2 separate regions of the Homo sapiens genome follow, and region 2 is linked to region 1. The links are chromatin loops, found by intact Hi-C in ENCODE. Cell type or tissue: stomach. All regions are shown on one strand. Each heading gives the region's core, and the rest is flanking DNA. Links, peaks and the distances in the headings are about the cores only. Region 1 overlaps PPM1F (protein phosphatase, Mg2+/Mn2+ dependent 1F). Region 2 overlaps MAPK1 (mitogen-activated protein kinase 1).

The links. A loop is a pair of places that touch in the nucleus more often than their neighbours do. Peaks named below come from ENCODE experiments on the same cell type or tissue, not always from the same donor. Only the 100,000 strongest peaks of a DNase experiment are listed, where the experiment ranks them.
Region 2: a loop joins it to region 1, with 4 times the contacts of the local background. A loop is called at or near these places in 5 of 110 quality-filtered maps.

Annotation. Positions count from the first base shown.
Region 1 is chr22:21,920,019-21,925,387 of GRCh38, reverse strand. It overlaps PPM1F (protein phosphatase, Mg2+/Mn2+ dependent 1F), which reads left to right. Exons shown (of 8, transcript NM_014634.4): 8 at 1,917-5,369. The coding sequence ends at 2,296. Among named protein-coding and RNA genes, the nearest start is that of PPM1F-AS1, 16 kb to the left of the region's middle. RefSeq lists enhancers at 3,506-4,164, 4,826-5,369. In stomach, for the core only: no CTCF peak of the experiment used is centred there; no DNase peak of the experiment used is centred there.
Region 2 is chr22:21,814,745-21,820,113 of GRCh38, reverse strand. All of the region lies in intron 1 of MAPK1 (mitogen-activated protein kinase 1), which reads left to right. Among named protein-coding and RNA genes, the nearest start is that of MAPK1, 50 kb to the left of the region's middle. RefSeq lists a silencer at 3,251-3,370 and an enhancer at 3,160-3,454. In stomach, for the core only: no CTCF peak of the experiment used is centred there; a DNase peak (open chromatin) is centred at 3,293; H3K4me3 peaks cover 794 bases; H3K27ac peaks cover 779 bases.

The sequences.
Region 1 (5,369 bases), core at 125-5,124:
ACCAGTGTCTGAGTGTAAGTTACACTGTATGTTATTATCTCACCTAAAACAGCTCCTACAAATCTCATAGAAACCTGTGGCTCACCACCCTATGGGCTGGAAGTAGAGCTTCCAATATTCCGGAAATGAGGTTTATCCTCCTCCCGCGTTCATGCTGACAATCCTTTTTTCTCTTTTGGGAAAAAAGTGGGTTCGCTGGGCGCGGTGGCTCACGCCTGTAATCCCAGCACTTTGGGAGGCCGAGGTGGGTGGATCACCTGAGGTCGGGAGTTCGAGACCAGCCTGATGAAACCCCATGTCTACTAAAAAAAAAATACAAAAAATTAGCCAGGCATGGTAGTGAGCCCCTGTAATTCCAGCTATTCAGAAGGCTGAGGCAGGAGAATCACTTGAACCCAGAAGGCGGAGGTTGCAGTGAGCTGAGATCGCGCCACTCCACTCCAGCCTGGATAACGAGGAAAACTCTGTCTCAAAAAATAATAATAAAAATAAATAAAAATTTTAAAAAGTAATGGGTCTGGCTGGGCATGCTGGCTCACGCCTGTAATCCCAGCACTTTGGGAGGCCAAGGTGGGCGGATCACCTGAGATCGGGAGTTCGAGACCAGCCTGGCCAACATGGTGAAACCCCTTCTCTACAAAAAATACAAAGTTAGCCAGGTGTGGTGGCACGCGCCTGTAATCTCAGTTACTTGGGAGGCTGAGGGAGGAGAAGTGCTTGAACCCAGAGGCGGAGGTTACAGTAAGCGGAGATCGTGCCACTGCACTCCAGCCTGGGCAACAGAGCCAGACTGTGTCTCAAAAAAAAAAAAAAAAGTAGCTGGGCGCGGTGGCTCACGCCTGTAATCCCAGCACTTTGGGAGGCCAAGGCGGGTGGATCACCTGAGGTCAGGAGTTCGAGACCAGCCTGACCAACATGGTGAAACCCCATCTCTACTAAAAATACAAAAAACATTAGCCGGGCGTGGTGGTGCCTGCCTGTAATCGCAGCTACTTGGGATGCTGAGGCAGCAGGATCACCTGAACCCTGGAGGTGGAGGTTGCGGTGAGCCAAGATTGCACCATTGCACTGCAGCCTGGGCGACAAGAGCGAAACTCCATCTCAAAAAAAAAAAAAAAAGTGGGTCCAGCCTGCATCTCATTGTCTCAGCATGCGGTCAGTGCCGGGTCTCAGGCTGTGGGCACTGTGACCACACCTCCTTCCTGGTACTTAGAAAATCTCTCCCTCCCCAGCTGATTGCCAGGGATTTGGCACCTACCCCTCTGAAACATTCTGTCCTTTTTGGCAGATGTGGCACCTTCTTGACAGCCCATCCTCAGGCTGTGTCTTTCCTTGTGTCTCTGGACACTCCAGGAAGTGAGGCCAGGATGGGACGGCTAGGGCAGAGAAAGAGGGAGCTCGGCCTGGTGTGGTGGCTCATGCCTGTAATCCCAGCACTTTGGGAGGCTGAGGTGGGCAGATCACAAGGTCAAGAGATCGAGACCATCTTGGCCAACATGGTGAAACCCCATCTCTACTAAAATACAAAAAAAAAAAAAAACAATTAGCTGGGCATGGTGGCGCGAGCCTGTAATCCCAGCTACTCGGGAGGCTGAGGCAGGGGAATCGCTTGAACCCAGGAGGCAGAGGTTGCAGTGAGCTGAGATCGCGCCACTGCAGCCTGGCGACAGAGCAAGACTCCATCTCAAAAAAGAAAAAAGAAAAAAAGGGGGAGCTCACAGGCCAAGGTCAGGGGTTTCCGTTCCCAGGCAAGTGGGAAGTACTGGGCAGTTTGCATAAGGGAGCAACAGACCCCAGACCCCATGAGAGCAGGTTGGTCTCTGTCCCTGCAGGATGTGAGGTCTAGGCCTGGGTAGGTGGGGAGGAAGCTGTGGACACCGTGGTCCTCTGACCCGGGCTCTTCTCCGCCTGTCCAGGGGATGTCTTCCAGAAGCCCTACGTGTCTGGGGAGGCCGATGCAGCTTCCCGGGCGCTGACGGGCTCCGAGGACTACCTGCTGCTTGCCTGTGATGGCTTCTTTGACGTCGTACCCCACCAGGAAGTTGTTGGCCTGGTCCAGAGCCACCTGACCAGGCAGCAGGGCAGCGGGCTCCGTGTCGCCGAGGAGCTGGTGGCTGCGGCCCGGGAGCGGGGCTCCCACGACAACATCACGGTCATGGTGGTCTTCCTCAGGGACCCCCAAGAGCTGCTGGAGGGCGGGAACCAGGGAGAAGGGGACCCCCAGGCAGAAGGGAGGAGGCAGGACTTGCCCTCCAGCCTTCCAGAACCTGAGACCCAGGCTCCACCAAGAAGCTAGGTGGTTTCCAGGCCCCTGCCCTCCCCTTCCTCCCATCCTTGTCCTTCTCTCCCTCAGAAGCCTCAGGACCCAACAGGTGGCAGGCAGTGGACAGGGTGCCCGCCCCACAGTGCTTTCCCCAGCACCCCAGAGCCAGTCGGGACACCCCCCGCAGCCCGTCCTGGTGGCTGTGGAACTGCACTGGGTGGCGGGCAGATGGTGGAAGGCAGCTTAGGAGACCTCACCAAAGAGAAGATGGACCGGCTCTTGCTCCCAGCTCCTATTAGGCCCGGGGTGGGACCAGAGGTCATAGGTGCCCAACGGCAGCCAAACCAAAGACACTGGTGTGCATGGGGCAGCATGGTTGTGCACGTGGGACCCTGGGGCGGACCCAGGAGCCAAACTCTTGAAGCACCCCCTGGGTCAGGCCCAGCAGCGGAGTGGCCAGCCCCAGTTTCCCATTGCTCCTCTCTGCGGCCAGGGCCAGGTGGGTTCATATTTACAGATATGCCCAGCCAGTCCTGGTCGGCCACACCAGTGTCCCAAAGAGGAGAGCGCAGCAGAGCCAGGGGTCTGTTCTGTAGCAGCCACCCCCCTGCCCCCACTCCAGGGCAGCCATGATGTGCTTGGGCCCACCAGGGCCTTCCGGGCTGCTCTCTTCCCTGAGCCCGGAACCGGCGACGCACATGTGTCTTTTGTTGGTGTGTTTGTTTTTTTCCAGGGAGGTCTAATTCCGAAGCAGTATTCCAGGTTTTCTCTTTGTTTTATCAGTGCCAAGATGACCTGTTGTGTCATATAATTTAAGCAGAGCTTAGCATTTATTTTATTCTTTAGAAAACTTAAGTATTTACTTTTTTAAAGCTATTTTTCAAGGAACCTTTTTTTGCAGTATTATTGAATTTATTTTCTAAATCAGGATTGAAACAGGAACTTTTCCAGGTGGTGTTAATAAGCCATTCAAGTGCCTTACACAGCTTTGAAGAAACTAGGACTGCAGTGGGCTCGGATAGGCCCATTGAGGTTTTTAGAAAAGCAGGATTTGTTTTGTTAGGGAGGCATGATTTTGGTGAGATCTTTCTGGAAGAGTTTTCCGCCTCTTTGTGATGCTGAACACCCCCAAGGTTCTCCCCTCCCCCCGCTGCCCAGGTGACTGGCAGGAGCTGCGACTGCCACGTAGTGGTGCCTGGGCCCGACAGCGGGGCTCTGGGCATCCCGGGTGACCTTGGCCCATCTGCCTGCATTCCCACCCCCTTGGGCCTGGCTGGATCCCAGGCAGAGGGACCTTGCTGCTGTGTGATTGGAACATTCCCAAATATCTTGTGAATTTGTAATCAAATTGGTCTCATTGGGAAAGACTCTTAATTAAGAGGCTCAGGCAAGCACAGAGGCAGCCCGTGGGTCTCTGTCTCAGTCTGGAGGCAGCAGGGATGCTGCTGGGAGTCCATGGCACAGGCCACAGCCCCTCACCTTGCCGCGGTGGCTGGCAGCACGCCTGCCTTGCTCTGCCCCATGCCCTGAACAGGCATGAGAGCTCCACGTCCCCTAGTGCACCCTGAGAGGGGGCTCACAAGTGACCGATCCTGGGTGCCTCAGGGAGCTCACTGAGGGCGTGCAAAGTTGAAAGTGGCAAGGCTGGGGGAGGGTGTCGGGTAGAGGGAAGAGGGCAGGGGGCTAGGGGAGGACTCAGAGGCCATCTGCAGGGCCAAGCCACAGGAAGGGCTGAGCTGGAGGTGGGCAGGGCTGCTCCAGGCAGGTCAGAGCAGTGCAGGGGGAGGAGAGGAGAAAGGGAGGAAGCTGGGCTGTGTGGTCCCCATGAAGGCATTCAGAGTCCACCTGCAGACAGCGAGAGCCCCAGGAAGGTTTGCACAGCTGTGCCCCAAGCACCTTGGCCTCCTCTCAGCTCGCCGAGGAGGCACGCTAGAGCCGCCTTCCCGGTGGGAGCCCTCTGTCCCACAGGGAGCGGGGAGCCAGCTTTGCTGGGGCCCTACCTGCATGCCCAGCCTTACCCCTCATTCTCACAGCACAGATGAGGTTGAGACCATGCAGTCAATGCATTGCTTAAGGTCTCTTATTTACAAAAAAAAACCTTAAACATAGTCGCTGTCATTCAGACATTCAGAGAATGGTTGGCCACAAACAATGACCAAGTATTGCTTGGCTTAACTTGAAGGCCTGCTGTCTCCTTCTGGGGGTCAGGGACGCAGCTCCACCCTCACCACTAGCCCACCCTGCCCGTGGGCATAACCTTGACGAAGAGAGAGAATGATTGGCATCTGCTTTTCTCTTTTCTTTGCTAATAATTCTGTTCCTGGCTGCCGAGAGTGAAGTTTCACCATGTGGAGGTTTGGCTCCTATCACCTGGTGGTCTGATTCATACCCTAGCCTGAGGCTCCACTGGAAGATCTCGCAGCCTCAGTGTATGGGAAACCCTTTCCCCAGGCTTGTCCCAGCACTGCCGCTCCCCACCCCTGAGCCAGGACCCCAGAGGATGGCCATGCCCCGTGCCTGGCAGAGGTCTGGTGCCAGCACTGGGAGCTGCTCCGCCCTTGCCTTGGGGCCGAGGGAGCCCTCGTCCACCCCTGCACAGCAGCTGGGCACAGAGGAGCGCTCTTCCATCTTGACCAGGACTGCACCAAGAAGCACCAGGTGTCTTCAGCCTCCAACCTCCGGGGCGACCTTCTCTTCCAGCCACAGTCCCATGAGGGCCCCTAGCCAGGGACACTGGTCTGTAAATTGTAATCCTTTCTCCAGCCCAGCTCTCCACTTGTTCCTTGTGTGAGCTGAGCAGGCAGTGCACCTCTGAGTGTCCCTTTTGTAAGGCCCAGGGGTTGCACTGAGTCTGCAGAGGCCGCGACCTCCTAGAACGCTGTGGGTGCAGGTGAGCCGGCGTGTCCTGGGGAGATGCTGCCAGCACACAGGGGCCCTCCTGCTGCCAGCAGGTTGGGGTGGTTAAGTCTTATTAGTGTCTATTCTTAAAATTAAGTGGGCTGGAGAAGAATGGAGCTCCACATGCCAGCACCGTATATGGAATACAAAAGCTGGGGAAGCAGGGCCTGCCTTACAGGTGTGGCTGACTCTGAGCCCAGGCCTGCAG
Region 2 (5,369 bases), core at 227-5,226, 110 kb after region 1:
TGTACCTTACCACAAAAGGAAAGCTTTCAAATGAATAAAGTATTAAGAATAAAGAATAGGCTGGGCACAGTGGCTCATGCCTGTAATCCCAGCACTTTGGGAGGCCGAGGTGGGTGGATCACATGAGGTCTGGAGTTTGAGACCAGCCTGGCCAACATGGTGAAACTCTGTCTCTACTTAAAAAAAAAAAAAAAAAAATTAGCTGGGCTTGGTGGCTTGTGCCTGTAGGTTGTCCCAGCTACTTGGGAGGCTGAGGCAGGAGAATCACTTGAACCCGGGATGGGGAGATTGCAGTGAGCCGAGATCACGCCAGTGCACTCCAACCTGGATGACAGAGCAAGATTCTGTCTTTAAAAAAAAAAAAAAAGAAAAGAAAAAGACATTTGAAATATCCTTGGGTCACTTGAGCCTGGGGCCCACTGGTATTTCATGTATCTTGGGGCTAGGACAGGTGGAAGCTGAGTTGTCAAGACCAAAGTACTTCTGGCTAACAGCCTGTTCCTTATGGCATTTGTGGCCACCTGTAGGATTTTTGTTGTCATATCTTCATTGAGAGGCATCAGATAAGGATACTGTTTTTTTCCCGCCCTGCAAATTTGGTTACAACTGCAGTAAAGAAGACATGAGCTATTTAGAACATACAGTTGTGTCCTTGAGGAATTTCATCTAATTGGATGGAGACTGCTTGAACAGGACCCTGCTGGGACATGTGAGGTTTGTGAAATAAGCACCCATTTCTTGTGAGCCTGCTCTTTGCCCATTTATCCAGAGCTGTGGCTCCCCTTCATTCTGAGTTGGCTGAAAGGGCTCCTTGCCTCCGGGTGACCCAGTGCACCATCCTCCCCATTCCATTCTTTCAACAAACTGCTACCTGAGGAAAAGTTATAAAAATATAAATGTTGCCATGCTTAAAGTCTGTGCTTAGCATCCTTTGGTGGCTTCCCAGGATAAAATTACGAAAATATAAATATGGCCTGGCTCTTGCTCACCCTCCAGCTTCCCCTGTCATGTCCCTGTGTGTCCGCCTCTCTGCAGGCACTCTGTCGCCCCAGGTTCCCACAGGCCTCTGCACCACTGCCCCACATCTCCTCTGCCTGGAATTTACTCTCCCTTCTCTTCCCCCTGGTTAGCCATTGGAGCCTTCTCTTTCACCCTACCCGGTCCTGCAGCCTTCAGCCTCCCCTCCCCCAGCCCCCGACCATGGCTTTCATAACATCCTGTGCCTCTCAGTTTTTCACCTGGATTTAAGTTTTTTTCGTTATCCTTGCCTTATGATCACTCTTTAAAAAGTAGTCGGCTGTACTCTTTCTGCTCCTCTCCCCATCCTCTCCATTTCCTTACTTGAACCAAAGTTACCACACATCGTCTGGTTGCATGCAGATTCAGTGAATGCTTTCCAGTTCTTACTTTTCTCAGTCTCTCCTGTTTGAAATGCCTTCCTTCTTTGTCTTGGGAAACACCACCCTTTTCTGGTTCTGCTACATGGTTAAGCAGAACTACATGGCCTCTGGAGTTGGACAACAAAGGTTCTTTTTTTTTTGAGACTAGTCTCACTCTTTCACCCAGGCTGGAGTGCAGTGGCACAATTTTGGCTCACTGCAAGCTCTGCCTCCTGGGTTCACCCCATTCTCCTGCCTCAGCCTCCCAAGTAGCGCCAGCCACCATGCCCGGCTAATTTTTTTTGTATTTTTAGTAGAGACAGAGTTTCACCGTGTTAGCCAGGATGGTCTCGATCTCCTGACCTCATGATCCACCCGCCTCGGCCTCCCAGAGTGCTGGGATTACAGGCATGAGCCACGGCGCCTGGCCTAAAGGTTCTTACTCCATTATCATTTCTTTCCACTTTCTTTAACTGATTCCTCATCCTCATGCTGCTCCTGAGTTCTGTCTTCCGACTTCTTTTCTTGAAATTCTCTCTCTGCAGGAGTGCTAATCACTGTGGCTTCTGTTAAGAATTCCCAACTTGATCTCTCTCCTGATGCTGCTGGAAGGATGGAACCGTCATCTCCTCCATCTGAATCACTGACAGGCATTCTTAGATTTTTAAATCAGGATGCTGAAAACTATCTTTGTCCCTTACCTCCACCTTCTTTTTGTACCTCCCAGACCCAGGCCCACCTCTCACGTTTATAAGGTCTAGGTCAAGAATACAAATGGAGCCCTACATACCATTAAAAAAAAAAAAAATCAACCTAAGAAACATTAAGCAGACTTTGCTCTCTCCTCCTGCCATGACAGATATGCCTTCTTTTCCTTTTTTTTTTTTTTGAGATAGGGTCTCACTTTGTCACCCAGGCTGGAGTGCAGTGGCACAATCATGGCTCACTGCAGCCTCAACCTCCCTGGCTCAAGTGATCCTCTTGCCTAGTCCCCCAAATAGCTGGGACTACAGGCGAGTGCCACCATGCCCAGCTAATTTTTGTATTTTTTGTAGAGACAGGGTTTCATCATGTTGTCCACACTGATCTCGAACACCTGGATTCAAGTGATCTGCCCTCCTCACCCTCCCAAAGTGCTGGGATTACAAGCGTGCATCACCATGCCCACACCAGGCCTAATATACCTTCTTAATGACCTGGAAGGTTGGGTTCAAATAGAAAATACTCAGGCTCCTTAGAGTTCTATGTCAGTAGTTCCGGCAGAGCAGACCTTCAGCATAGTGCTCTTCCCTTCCCAGCCACAGCACTATCCATGTGTTGTGAGCTTGAGCACGTGTGTGGCCTCCTGCCTGCACAATGTAGGTGCAATACACGCCAGCAAGCAGCTGCCCCTTTGACCACCACCTCAAGTGCACCTGCTGGGTACAGACTACACTTTTCCAGATGCAGGGAATTCCCGGGCACCTGAGGAGCATTTTCCCCGACCCCAATAACCTTCTCTCATGGGCATGGGCATGTCTGGGTGAGGGTTAGTGGCCAGTGACCACAGATGTCTCAGTCTCTTACCTCGCCTCCTGTTTCCTCTTTCTTTTCTTTGCGGTCTTGCTTTTCTGTCAGAAGCCTACTCATCCTTCAGGATAAGGCTTTTGCGGGCCTCATCTTCTTTTAATCCTTCCCTTAGTATTTGAAGTTAACCCAGCTCCTCCTTGGGTTTCAGAAGTGCTTTAATGTGATAAAAGGCAAAGTATGTTCTCTGTTCCTGTCTCCTTCTCTCACAAAATTGCAAGTTTCTTAAGAGCAGGATCATTATTTGTTTTTGCCACCAGTCCTAACATGAAGCCTCACAAATGGGAAGTTCTTGACAAGCGTGGCTTGAATTCACCAGAACTCTGTCTTCATTTCGTGTTGTTGTGGTAACCCTATCAAAACAGGAAATAAAGCTAGTTTAGCATGACTTGTTCATAATTGACTCATGCTGGTTCCCTTTCCTTCCCTAAGCAATCATAAAACATCTGTTAAATAATCTACTTCAGAATTTCATGGACTTCTACGTTTATTGATCGGTACACTTCTAGAATCTGTATCCCAATTGCCCCAGCACTGGAATGAATCATGTGGCCAAAGAACCCTGGTTCTTTTTTTTTTTTTTTAACTGCTTTACTAAGAAGTAATTGATATACAAAATATTGCACACATTTAAAGTATAAAGTTGGATAAGTTTTAATACATTATACACCTATGAAACCATCAACACAATTAGGATAAGGAACATACTCATTGCCTCCAAAAGTTACCTCATTTCCATTTGCAATCTTCTTCCTCCCATTCCCAGGCAATCCTGGGGGTAAATCCAAAGTAAACCCAGGATTACTTTGTATTTTCTATAGATGGAAATACATTTCTTTTGGTCTGGCTTCACTCACCATAATTACTTGAGATTCATCTGTGCTGCATATATCAATAGTTCATTTCCTGTTATTATCAAATAGGAATCTCATTTCCTTTTATTATCAAATAGCAGGAATCTATCTGTTTTGAGACTTGAGATGGGTGTGCTCACTTCAGACCTTAATGTCCTCCCATTCTCCATAATTTATGGGTCTTAGGATAGAATTCATCTGGGACTTGAGGTTGTGTTCATTTAAGATGACTAGACACTCTCAATATCTTGGGTTCCTCAAGGGAAGAGTATTATTATTATTATTATTATTTTTTTTTTTTTTTGAGATGGAGTCTAGCTCTGTCGCCCAGGCTGGAGAACAGTGGTGCAGTCTCGGCTCACTGCAGCCTCCGCCTCCCGGGTTCAACTGATTTTCCTGCCTCAGCCTCCCAAGTAGCTGGGACTACAGGCGCATGCCACCATGCCCAGCTAATTTTTTTTTTATCTTTAGTAGAGATGGGGTTTCGCCATGTTGGCCAGGCTGGTCTCAAACTCCTGACCTCATGATCCGCCTGCCTTGGCCTCCCAAAATGCTGGGAGTACAGATGTGAAAACCACCCCCAGCCCAGAGTATTATTTATAATTTTTGCGTCCTAATGTTAGAATAGTTCTTGATATATAGAAGGTACTAACCCAAAGCTGGATAAAAGTTTCCCCCTTTATTGGCCAGGTGTGGTGGTTCACGCCTATAATCCTAGTACTTTGGGAGGCTAAGGCAAGAGGATCACTTGAGTTCAGGAGTTCGAGATCAGCCTGGGCAACATTGTAGAACCCTGTCTCTACAAAAAAACTTTTTAAAATTAGCCAGGTGTGGTGGTGCTCACCTGTGGTCCCCACTATGCTACTTGAGAGGTTGGGGCTGCAGTCAGCCATAATTGTGCCAGTACACTCTAGCATGGGTGACAGAGTAGCCCATCTCAAAAGAAATAAAAGGGCCAGGTGCAGTGGCTCACGCCTGTAATCCCAGCACTTTGGGAGGCCGAGGCCGAGGATCATGAGGTCAGGAGATCGAGACCATCCTAGCCAACATGGTGAAACCCTATCTCTACTAAAATACAAAAAATTAGCTGTGCGTGGTGACGGGCACCAGTAGTCCCAGCTACTCAGGAGGCTGAGGCAGGAGAATCGCTTGAACCCAGGAGGCGGAGGTTGCAGTGAGCCCAGATGGCACCACTGCACTCCAACCTGGGCAACAGAGCGAGACTCCATCAAAAAAAAATTAATACTTAATTTTTTTCCCTCTTTAACATGTTTCTTTCCCCCTTAAAAAAATTTTTTTTAAGCTAGGTGCCATGGCATGTGCGTATAGTCCCAACTACTCTGAAGCCTGAGGAAGTGATCTCAGGAGTTCAGGACCGGCCTGGGCAGCATAGTGAGACTTCATCTCTCTCTCTCTCTCTCTCTCTCTCTCTCTCTCTCTCTCTCTCTCTCTCTCTCTCTGTCTCTCTCGCTTTTTTTCCCCCTGAGATGGAGTCTTGCAGTGTCGCCCAGAGCTGGAGTACAGTGGCGTGATCTCAGCTCACTCAACCTTTGCTTCCCGGATTCAAGCA